Regions from separate parts of the Homo sapiens genome. Here region 2 is linked to region 1. Evidence: chromatin loops called from intact Hi-C (ENCODE). Cell type or tissue: prostate gland. All regions are shown on one strand. Links, peaks and the distances in the headings refer to the core of each region. The heading gives the core; the rest is flanking DNA.

Evidence for each region. Hi-C counts contacts between places; a loop is a spot of excess contacts. Peaks named below come from ENCODE experiments on the same cell type or tissue, not always from the same donor. Only the 100,000 strongest peaks of a DNase experiment are listed, where the experiment ranks them.
Region 2: it touches region 1 in a loop (3-fold over the local background); 6 of 110 quality-filtered maps call a loop at or near these places.

The regions. Positions count from the first base shown.
Region 1 is chr4:87,541,417-87,546,793 of GRCh38, forward strand. No RefSeq gene overlaps it. Among named protein-coding and RNA genes, the nearest start is that of SPARCL1, 15 kb to the left of the region's middle. In prostate gland, for the core only: a CTCF peak has its summit at 2,587 (motif pointing right); a DNase peak (open chromatin) is centred at 2,596; H3K27ac peaks cover 1,368 bases.
Region 2 is chr4:88,217,028-88,222,404 of GRCh38, forward strand. It overlaps a transcript of ABCG2 not described here. Among named protein-coding and RNA genes, the nearest start is that of ABCG2, 61 kb to the left of the region's middle. In prostate gland, for the core only: a CTCF peak has its summit at 2,198 (motif pointing right); a DNase peak (open chromatin) is centred at 2,214.

The sequences.
Region 1 (5,377 bases), core at 261-5,260:
AATCTTTATAATTATAAGCTTTTTGTCCATGTTGTTAGCGCTTCTCATGTTGTGTGCTAAAGTTGGTTGAGATCTGTAAAAGCACAGGACAAATATTTCCTGCACATGCCCTTTTTCATTCCTATGCTCTAATCCCTGATGAAAGCCCCAATCACTTCACGTCTGACTGTTTTCCCTACCTCTGGACTCACATTCACAAATGCAAATTGCCCTCAAGGGCCAGGGAGGCCACAGAAATTAACGAAGGGGGCCCGAAGTAAGAAAACGACACTCTCCCAACACAGGCAGGGATGACTGGCAGCTGACACATGGCCTTTGTGTTAGGAAGACAAGAGGGGGTGCATGGGACTTGGGAAATGGAAAATATGTAGTCCATCTGAAGGTGGCAGCTGCTACTCAATTCTTGTAGCTTTATTGTCACAGGGAAATGGCAGCCCAACATTGTCTGATCATTTTACTGTTTTAGAGAGAAACCAGAAATCTAACATTTTATGGGATTATTAAATATTGACCAATAGTCTTTGTGCCAAATAAAACGGGTCTGTGAGCTGGGCTGGGCCACTGAACACTAAGCTTTGAGCACAGTTCCAGAGACTTCCTTCTCTTTCCAACCCAATCTATCTTAAACACTATTTTAAACAATTTCACCCTCTCAAAGTGTAATTCACATCATGTTCCTCTCCTGCTTAAAAGTTTTCAATAGCTTCCCACTGCCTACCAAGTCAATTCTAAACTCGTGAGCCAGGCATTTTAAAGCCATCTGCCACTTTATGTAATATCTTCCCTTCACTTATGTGAACATCAACTTTTTCTCCTTTCCTTGACTTACTTTGTAATTTTCTGCCTCACTCCTTTGACTAAGGTGGCTTCTTCTGCCTGAAACCTTCATGTTTAAATCTTACCAATCTTTCAAAGTCGAACTTTAGATGTCTCCTTTCCAAGAATCCTTCTTTGCTATATCTGATAAGAGGTTATTCTTTCTCTGAACTTCAATAACGTATTATTTTTGATAAAGTGTTTGGAACACTCTGCTCAGAGCAAGTGCGATAGGACGAGTTGGCTCGGAAGGAGTGGCTCATCACCCTCATTTGCCCTTCACTTCCCATCTCTGGCTCTGTCCTGTGTCATAGGGGAATAGCATATTCATTTAATTTTTTCTCTGGCATTTTTCACTTTTCATTGTGTAATACAGAGTCCTCTATCCCTTACTAGGTAATATTTTCAAACAGGGATTCTTTCTTTCTTTCTTTCTTTCTTTCTTTTCTTTCTTTCTTTCTTTCTTTCTTTCTTTCTTTCTTTCTTTCTTTCTTTCTTCTTTCTTTCTTTCTCTTCTTTCTTTCTTTCTCTTCTTTCTTTCTTTCTTTCTTTCTTTTTCTTTCTTTCCTTCCTTCCTTCTTTCTTTTTTCTTTCTTTCTTTCCTTTCTTTTCTTTCCTTCCTTCCTTCTTTCCTCCCTTCCTTCTTTCCTTTCTTTCTTTTCTTTCCTTCTTTCCTTTCTTTCCTTGCTTTTCTTTTCTTTCTTTCTTCCTTCCTTCCTTCTTTCTTTCCCTTCCTTCCATCCTTCCTTCCTCCCTTCCTCCTTTCCTTTCTTTCTTTTCTTTCCTTCTTTCTTTCCTTGCTTTTCTTTTTCTTTCTTCCTTCCTTCCCTCTTTCTTTCTTTCCCTTCCTTCCTTCTGTCCTTCCATCCTTCCTTCCTCCTTTCCTTTCTTTCCTTCTTTCCTTTCTTTCTCTTTCTTTCTTTCTCTCTCTCTCTCTCTTCCTTCCCTCCCTCCCTCCCTCCCTCCCTCCCTCCTTCCTTCCTTCCTTCCTTCCTTCCTCAGGGTCTTGCTCTGTCACCCAGGCTGGGGTGCCATGGGCCAATCATGGCTCACTGCAGCCTTGACCTCCCAGGCTCAAGCGATCCTCCTACCTCAGCCTTCCAAGTAGCTGGGACTACAGGCTTAAGCCACCAGGCCTGGCTAATTAAAAAAAATTTTTTTTTTCCAGGGATGGATGTCTCCCTGTGTTGCTCAGGATGGTCTCAAACTCCTGAGCTCAAGTGATCTTCCCCCCTGAGCCTCCCAAAGTGCTGGGATTACAGACATGAACCATTGTGCCCCACCAGGGATCATTTTCTTGTATAACCTTGATTCCCCACAGTGGCAAGTACTTAAATATTTGTAAAATGAGCATTTGCAACTCTATTGATTGCTTCATTCACCAGATCATTCCTTCCCACATGCCCCCAAAATTCCAAATCTATGGATGTGTTACTTGAAGAGAACCAAATTGAGAGAAGGCAAACATACTTCAGGAAGGGTAATGTGTAAGGAACCATCAGGATTCTCATGCATTTGCGTGATTTGTCTACCCTCTTTGGCCCAAATATTGAGCCTTTTAAACATTTAAAAATATTGACCAATGAAGATTTAATATGTTCAATTGACCCTCGTTTTAACATGCTGTTCAACATCTGCCAATTTCTAAAAACTGGTCTGACATTCTAGAAGGAAAAAAAGAATGAGCAATTCCTAGGTTAACTAACATATATAAAGGAATTTGATATCTCTTTTGCCTTACTGGGCTCCTGGGTACAGGCCAGTATACTTGGAAGTGGCCACAAGAGGGGAGTATGAACCACAGTCATCCTTAAATGAATGAGACCAAGGATTCATTCTTTCTCCAGCAGAATGAAGAAAGCTCCATCCTGAACAATAGTCAATTGAATTATCATTCCCTTTCCAGCTGACGATCAAAGACTGAATGTGGATCTGCCCTTTCTGTGTTCACAGAGACGGTAACTTTCACCTCTCAGCTGTCCAATCAGACCATAATCCTGACTGGAAGAAATACTTGCAGAGCAGGGCCTGAAGGATGTGCAGTCCCTCTTGCTCAATTTCTCTCACATTGTTTTACCTTTGCATGAAACCAGAGCCCTGAGAGAACTGTGTTCCTGGATCATGTTGCTTTGGGTCCTGTAGAATTATTTCTACTGAATTGTGATTTGGCCTCCCTCAAAATCTTTGTACTGAGGGAAGCTTTAAGAAGCAGCTGTTTAAAATGTGTTATTAGGCCAGGCGTGGTGGCTCACGCCTATGATCCCAGCACTTTGGAAGGCCGAGGAGGGTGGATCACCTGAGGTCAGGAGTTCGAGACCTGCCTGGCCAACACGATGAAACCCTGTCTCTACTAAAAATAAAAAAATTTGCTGGGTGTGGTGGCAGGCGCCTGTAATCCCAGCTACTCAGGAGGCTGAGGCAGGAGAATCACTTGAACCTGGGGGATGGAGGTTGCAGTGAGCCGAGATCACACCACTGCACTCCAGCCTGGGTAACAGAGTGAGACTCCGTCTCAAAAAAAAAAAAAAAAAAAAAAAAGAGTGAAACTCTGTCTCAAAAAATAAAAATAAAAAAATATAAAAAATAAAATGTATTATTACATCAACAAAAAGATGTCTACAAATTCATACAATGTTCTGTTTTTAAGGACCCATGGGAGAAATTTTGCTTAAAACTCAGAATGCAGGAAAAGCTGTTTGTCTTGATATATTGACTTTCTAAATATTTTAACTTATTATGCCTTTCTCTTTTCTTTGACTGCTGGGAGGCTTCATTTATTCAACCAGTATGTACGGAGTGCCCGTATGTGCCAGCTGGCTGCTGGAGATATGATGGGGAGCAAAAGGAGAAGGAATCCTGTCCTCATGAAGCTTCCAGTTTAGAGGAAGTAACAGATATTTATTTATTACTCAGATAAATGCACAAACTGAAAAGTGCTGTGAAGGGAAGGGCCCTTGCTATGAGAACATAACAAGACAGGACTTCATTTGAAGAAGTCCCCTTCAGGCCTGAGGCGGTGTGAGTTTCCTAAGGGAAAGGAGGTGGGGTGCTGGCATTCCTGACCTGAAGACGAACCACCTACTGGGGAGAAGACCTGCATTCTGGCAACTGGAAGAATTCCAGGGAGCTAAAGTGCACTTTATGTGGATGGGGAAGGTGTGGAGCAAGGTTTGAGTGGGGAGTGAAGTTTTGGTGCCCTGTATAGGCGTTTCTGCTTGCTAATCTTTTTTTTTTTTTTTTTTTTTTAACTTTTATTTTAAGTTCAGAGGTCCGTGTGCAGGTTTGTTATATAGGTAAACTTGTGTCATGGGGGTTTGGTGTACAGATTATTTTGTCACCCAGATGCTAAGCCTACTACCCAGTAGTTATTTTTCCAGATCCTCTCCCTCCTCCCACCCTCCACTCTCAAGTAGGTCCCAGTGTCTGTTGTTCCCCGCTTTGTGTCCATGAGTTCTCATCTTTTAGCTCCCGCTTATTTTTATTTTTTATTTTTTTGAAACAGAGTCTCCCTCTGTCGCCCAGGCTGGAGTGCAGTGGCGCCATCACGGCTCACTGCAGGCTCCACCTCCCAGGTTCACGCCATTCTCCTGCCTCAGCCTCTGGAATAGCTGGCACTACAGGCACCGCCACCAGGACCGTCTAATTTTTTGTATTTCTTACTAGAGACGGGGTTTCACCGTGTTAGCCAGGATGGTCTCGCGATCTCCTGACCTCGTGATCTGCCTGCCTCGGCCTCCCAAATGAGACCGGCCTTAGCTCCCACTTACAAGTGAGAACATGCAGTATTCGTTTTCTAAGGATAATGGCCTCCAGCTCCATTCATGTTCCTATAAAAGACATGATCTCATTCTTTTTTGGCTGCATAGTATTCCATACAGAACAACATAGTATTCCATGGTGTATATGTACCACACTTTTAAAAATTCTATCTGGCCGGGTGTGGTGGCTCACGCCTGTAATCCCAGCACTTTGGGAGGCCGAGGCAGGCAGATCGCGAGGTCAGGAGATCGAGACCATCCTGGCTAGCACGGCGAAACCCCGTCTCTACTAAACATACAAAAAATTGCCAAGTACCTGTAATCCCAGCTACTCAGGAGGCTGAGGCAGGAGAATGGTGTGAACCTGGGAGGTGGAGCTTGCAGTGAGCCGAGGTCGCACCACTGCACTCCAGCCTGGGTGACAGAGGGGGACTCTGTCTCAAAAAAATAAATAAATAAAAATAAAAAAAATTTTTTTTTAAATAAAAAAATTCTATCTGTTGTCCCTGATGGGCATTTAGGTTGATTCCATGTCTTTGCTCTTGCGAATAGTGCTGCAATGTACACATGCATGTATGTGTCTTTATGGTAGAATGATTTCTATTCCTTTGGGTATATACCCAGTAATGGGATTGCTGGGTCAAATGATAGTTCTGTTTCTATATGCATGCTAATCTTACCCAGGCTTTTGTTTTACCTTATATCCCTTGATATGTTATCTTTTCATAAGAAACATATTTTGTAGAATAAGATGGAATAAATAAAAAGTTATTCAAAATTGCATTATAAGCAGACTCCATCTT
Region 2 (5,377 bases), core at 235-5,234, 680 kb after region 1:
CTCAAAAAAAAAAAAAATTTTTTTTTTACATTTTATTCCCTGCCTGCAGAGCTTCTACTAATACCACTGTTATGAAGTTACAGAATGCCTTATCTGTTGCCTTAGTATTCCATATAATATCGTCCATGATCATGGGCATATATTATGGTAAAAGAAGTCTCATATTCTCAAAATTCAGTATATACCTAGATCTTACAGAGCAGCTGGCTTGATAGAACAGTGAATTGGCCTGCCTAAGGCTTAATTATAGTGTGAGCAGGGATACCCTGCAAGGTTGGGATGTTGTCCTACAGGAAGGGGAAGATACCTTAAACCAGCAGTCAATATTTGCACATAACAAGAATGCATGGAGGCCAGGCGCGGTGGCTCATGTCTATAATCTCAGCACTTTGTGAGGCCGAGGTGAGCAGATCACTTGAGGTCAGGTGTTCAAGACCAGCCTGGCCAATATGGCGAAACCCTGTCTCTACTAAAAATTACAAAAATTAGCCAGGTGTGGTGGTGTGTGCCTATAGTCCCAGCTACTCAGGAGGCTCAGGAGGGAGAATTGCTTGAACCCAGTAGGTGGAGGTTGCAGTGAGCCAAGATCACGCCACAGCACTCCAGCCTGGGCAACAGAATGAGACCCTGCCTCAAAAAAAAAAAAGAATGCATGGATGCATGGGACTAAACATGGTGGCTCATGCCTGTAATCCCAGCACTCTGGGAAGGTGAGGCAGCGGGGTCTCTTGAAGCCAGGAGTTCAAGGCTACCCTGGGCAACATAGACCCAGACTCTAAAAATAAAATATTAGCAGTGCACAGTAGCATGTTCCTGTAGTCCCAACTACTTAGGAGACTGAAGTGGAAGGACTGCTTGAGCCCCGGTGTTTGAGGCTGCAGTGAGCTATGATCATGCCACTGCACTCCAGACTGGTTGACAGAGTAAGACGATGTTTCTAAAAATTAAAAAAAAAAAAAAAAAAAGGAACACACGAGTGTGAGAACCCAGGTAGAATGTTTCTGCTATCCTCACTGGTCTCCCAGGTGTTTCTCTAGCACGCTAGACATGTTCCTGCCTCCGTTCCCTCTACCTGAAATACTTTCCTCCCAGATGATATCTTCATTCCCTCTCAGTCTTTCTTCAAATATTTGCTCAAATGTCAACCTCTTAACAAGGCCTACCCCAACCACTCTGTTTAAAATTGCAAAACCTTTCTTTGCCTTCCTGATTACTTCTTACTATGCATCTGTCTGTAACCCTTCTCACCGTCTAACATACATTATTTATTTGTTTATTGTTTATTATTTGTCCTCCTCCGTCTAGAAAGTGAGCTTCATAACAGCAGGTATTTCTATTTCATTCACTGTTCTATCCCTAGTGACTAACGCAGTGCTGGAAACATAGTAGGAACTCAGTAAACATTTCTCTTGTTTTTTAATTAATTTTTTATTTCCCTAAGATTTGGGGAACAGGTGGTATTTGGTTACATGAGTAAGTACTTTGGTGGTGATTTGTGAAGTTTTGGTGTACCCATCACCGAAGCAGTACACACTGAACCCAATTTGCAATCTTTTATCCCTCACCCCCTTCCCACCCTTTCCCCTGAGTCCCCAAAGTCCACTGTTAAGCCTTTGCATACTGATAGCTTAGCCCCTACTTATGAGTGAGAACGTACGCACATGCAATGTTCAGTTTTCCATTCCTGAGTTACTTAGAATAATAGTCTCCAATCCCAATAAACATTTCTTGATTGACTTGAATGACTATCATGAAAGTTCTCAGAGAAGAGTAGACAATATCTCTAGTCTATTATCTTTACCTACATCATTGGTTGGTTGGTAAACTTTTTCTGTAAAAGGCCAGATAGTGAATATTTTAGGCTTGTGGGCCATGCAGTCTTTTTCCAATCACTCTATATTGGCATTGTAGCACCAAAGCAGCCATTGACGGTAGGTAAATGAACAGGCGATACATAGAAAGGAAATACGGGAACTGCTGAGGTCCTGGGAATTGGGAACCTAAGCAGGGAGTTGATGTGAAAAGGGAAATATTTTACACAGAGGTGCTTGTACACTTTTCTTCATGACTTCTCACTCCACTATCACGGCTAATACTGCTTTGAAGTTAAATGTTCAGTTTGATTTTTACTTTTGAGTATTGTACATTTAAAATTCCCACAAAGTACATTTACTAACACAACCTCCAGGTGGAGCCCTTTCTTTTTTCTCAGTACACTGTTCCGCAAGTATTCACTGAATAGCTACCATGTGACAAAAACGAAGTGTTAGGATACAGCTTTGAATAAAGCAAAGATCTTATGCTCGAAAAGCTTATATTCCAATGGAGAAGACAGATGATAGCACGTATAAAAAAGGTAATTTCAGACAGTGATATGTTCTACAAGGAAATTACATAGAGCAATAGGAGAGGCTTCCCTGAGGACATGCTATTTCAGCAGAAAAGTGAAGAATAAGTAGGAGGCAGACATGCAAATACCTGAGGGTAGAGTTGTTTTATTTTCTTCTACTGTGGTAAAATATTCATAATATAAAAATGTACCATTCAAATTTTTTTTTTTTTTTTTTTTTTTGAGACCGAGTCTTGCTCTGTCACCCAGGCTGGAGTGCAATGGCGCGATCTCCGCTCACTGCAAGCTCCGCCTCCCAGGTTCACGCCATTCTCCTGTCTCAGCCTCCCCAGCAGCTGGGACTACAGGCGCACAGTGCCACGCCTGGCTATTTTTTTTTTTTTTTGTATTTTTAGTAGAGATGGGGTTTCACCATGTTAGCCAGGATGGTCTCGATCTCCTGACCTCGTGATCCACCCGCCTCGGCCTCCCAAAGTGCTGGGATTACAGGCTCAAATAGTTTTTAAGTGTACTGTTTTATGGCATTAAGTATATTCATTGCTGTGCAACCATCACTACCATCCATCTCTAGAACTTCTTTCATCTTCCAAACTGAAACTTCTTGCCCATTAAACAACTCTTCACTCCACCCTGTCCTCAGTGGCAACCATTCTACTTTCTGTCTCTATGAATTTGACTACCCTCACTACCTAATATAAGTGGAATCATGTAGTATTTGTCCTTATTTCTCTTAGCATAATGTCTTCAAGGTTCATTCATGCTGCAGTCAGAATTTTCATCCCTTTTGAGGCTGCATAATCCTCCATTCTCTGTGTATACCACATTTTGTTTATTCATTCAACAGTTGATGAACATTAGGGTTGCTTCCACTTTTGGCTGTTGTAAATAATGCTGCTGTGTATAAACATCTGTCTGAGCCTCTGCTTTCAGTTCTTTTGGGTATATATCTAGAAGTGGAATTGTGGGATTGTATGGTAATTCTATGGTTAGTTTTTTGAGGAAGCACCATACTGTTCTCCACAGTAGCTACACCATTTTACATTCCACCAACAGTGCACAAGAGTTCCAATCTCTCCACATTCTTGCCAACAATTGTTATTTTCAATTTGTGTGTGTATTTCTTTCTTTTTCTAAAATATCTAAAATGTGTTTATTGGGGTGGCTTCCCATTTATCTTGATTCAAAGTGCTTTTACTGCTGCTTCCTCCTGAAGGAGCATCCTTCTGTCAGCCTTGCTTTGCCTCCTGTAGACTGACAGAGAACGGTAGACCAGTGATATGGTTTGGCTATGTCCCTACCCAAATCTCATCTTGAATTGTAGTTTCCATAATCCCCATGTGTCATGGGAAGGACCTGGTGGGAGGTAATTGAATCATGCGGGTGGTTACCCTCATGCTGTTCTTGTGATGGTAAGTTCTCATGAGATCTGATGGTTTTATAAGGCACTTTCCCACCCCTCTTTGCTCAGCACTTCTCCTTCCTGATACCATGTGAAGAAGGACATGTTTGCTTCCCCTTCTGCCATGATTGTAAGCTTCCTGAGGCTTCTCCAGCCCTGTAGAACTGTGAGTCCATTAAACCTCTTCCGTTTATAAATTACCCAGTCTCTGGCTGGGTACAGTGGCTCAAGCCTGTAATCCAAGCACTTTGGGAGGCCAAGGTGGGCGGATCACTTGAGGTCAGGAGTTCAAGATCAGATTGGCCAACATGGTGAAACTCCATCTCTACTAATAATACAAAAATTAGACAGGTGTGTTAGTGTGGACCTGTAATCCCAGCTACTAGGGAGGCTGAGGTACAAGAATCGCTTGAACCTGGGAGGCAGAGGTTGTAGTGAGCTGAGATCATGCCACTGCACTCCGGCCTAGGCAAGAATGAAACTGTGTCTCAAAATAAATACATAAATAAAATAAAAATAAACTACTCAGTCTCGGGTATTTTTTCATAGCAGCATGAGAACGGACTAATACAGTAAATTGGTACCGCAGAGAGTGGGTTGCTGCTATAAGGATACCCAAAAATGTAGAAACGACTTTGGAACTGGGTAACAGGCAGAGACTGGAACAGTTTGGAGGGCTCAGAAGAAGACAGGAAAATGTGGGAAAGTTTGGAATTTCCTAGAGATTTGGACGGCTTAGAAGACAGGAGGATGTGGGAAAGTTTGGAACTTCCTGGAGACTTTTTAAATGGTTTTGACCAAAATGCTGATGGTGATATGGACAATAAAGTGCAGGCTGAGGTGGTCTCAGATGGAGATGAGGAACTTCTTGGGAACTGGAGTAAAGGTCACTCTTGCTATGCAACAAGACTGGTGGCATTTTGTCCCTGCCCTAGAGATCTGTGGAACTTTGAACTTGAGAGGGATGATTTAGGGTATCTGGTGGAAGAAATTTTTAAGCAGCAAAGCATTCAAGAGGAAGCAGAGCATAAAAGTTTGGAAAACTTGCAGCCTGATGATGCAATAGAAAAGAAAACCCTTATTCTGGGGAGAAATTCAAGCACACTGAAGAAATTTGCATAAGTAACAAGGAGCTGAATGTTAATCACCAAGACAATGGAGAAAATGTCTCTAGGACATGTCGGAGACCTTCACAGCAGCCCAACCCATCACAGTCCCTGAAGACTAGGAGGGAAAAGTGGTTTCCTGGGCTAGGTCCAGGGCCCTCTTGCTATGTGCAACCTTGGGACTTGGTGCCCTGCATCCCAGCCACTCCATCTGTGGCTAAAGGGGCCAACGTATAGCTCAGGCCATTGCCTCAGTGGGTGTAAGCCCCAAAGCCTTGGCAGCTTCCATATGGTGTTGGGCCTGCAGGTGTGCAGAAGTCAAGAATTGAGTCTGGGAACCTCCGCCTACATTTTGGAGGAAATGTATGGAAGTATGGAAATGCCTGGATGTCCAGACAGAAGTCTGCTTCTGGGACAGAGCCTTCATGGAGAACCTCTGCTAGGGCAGTGATATGGTTTGGCTGTGTCCCCACCCAAATCTCATCTTGAATTCCCACATGTTGTGGGAGGGACCTGGTGGGA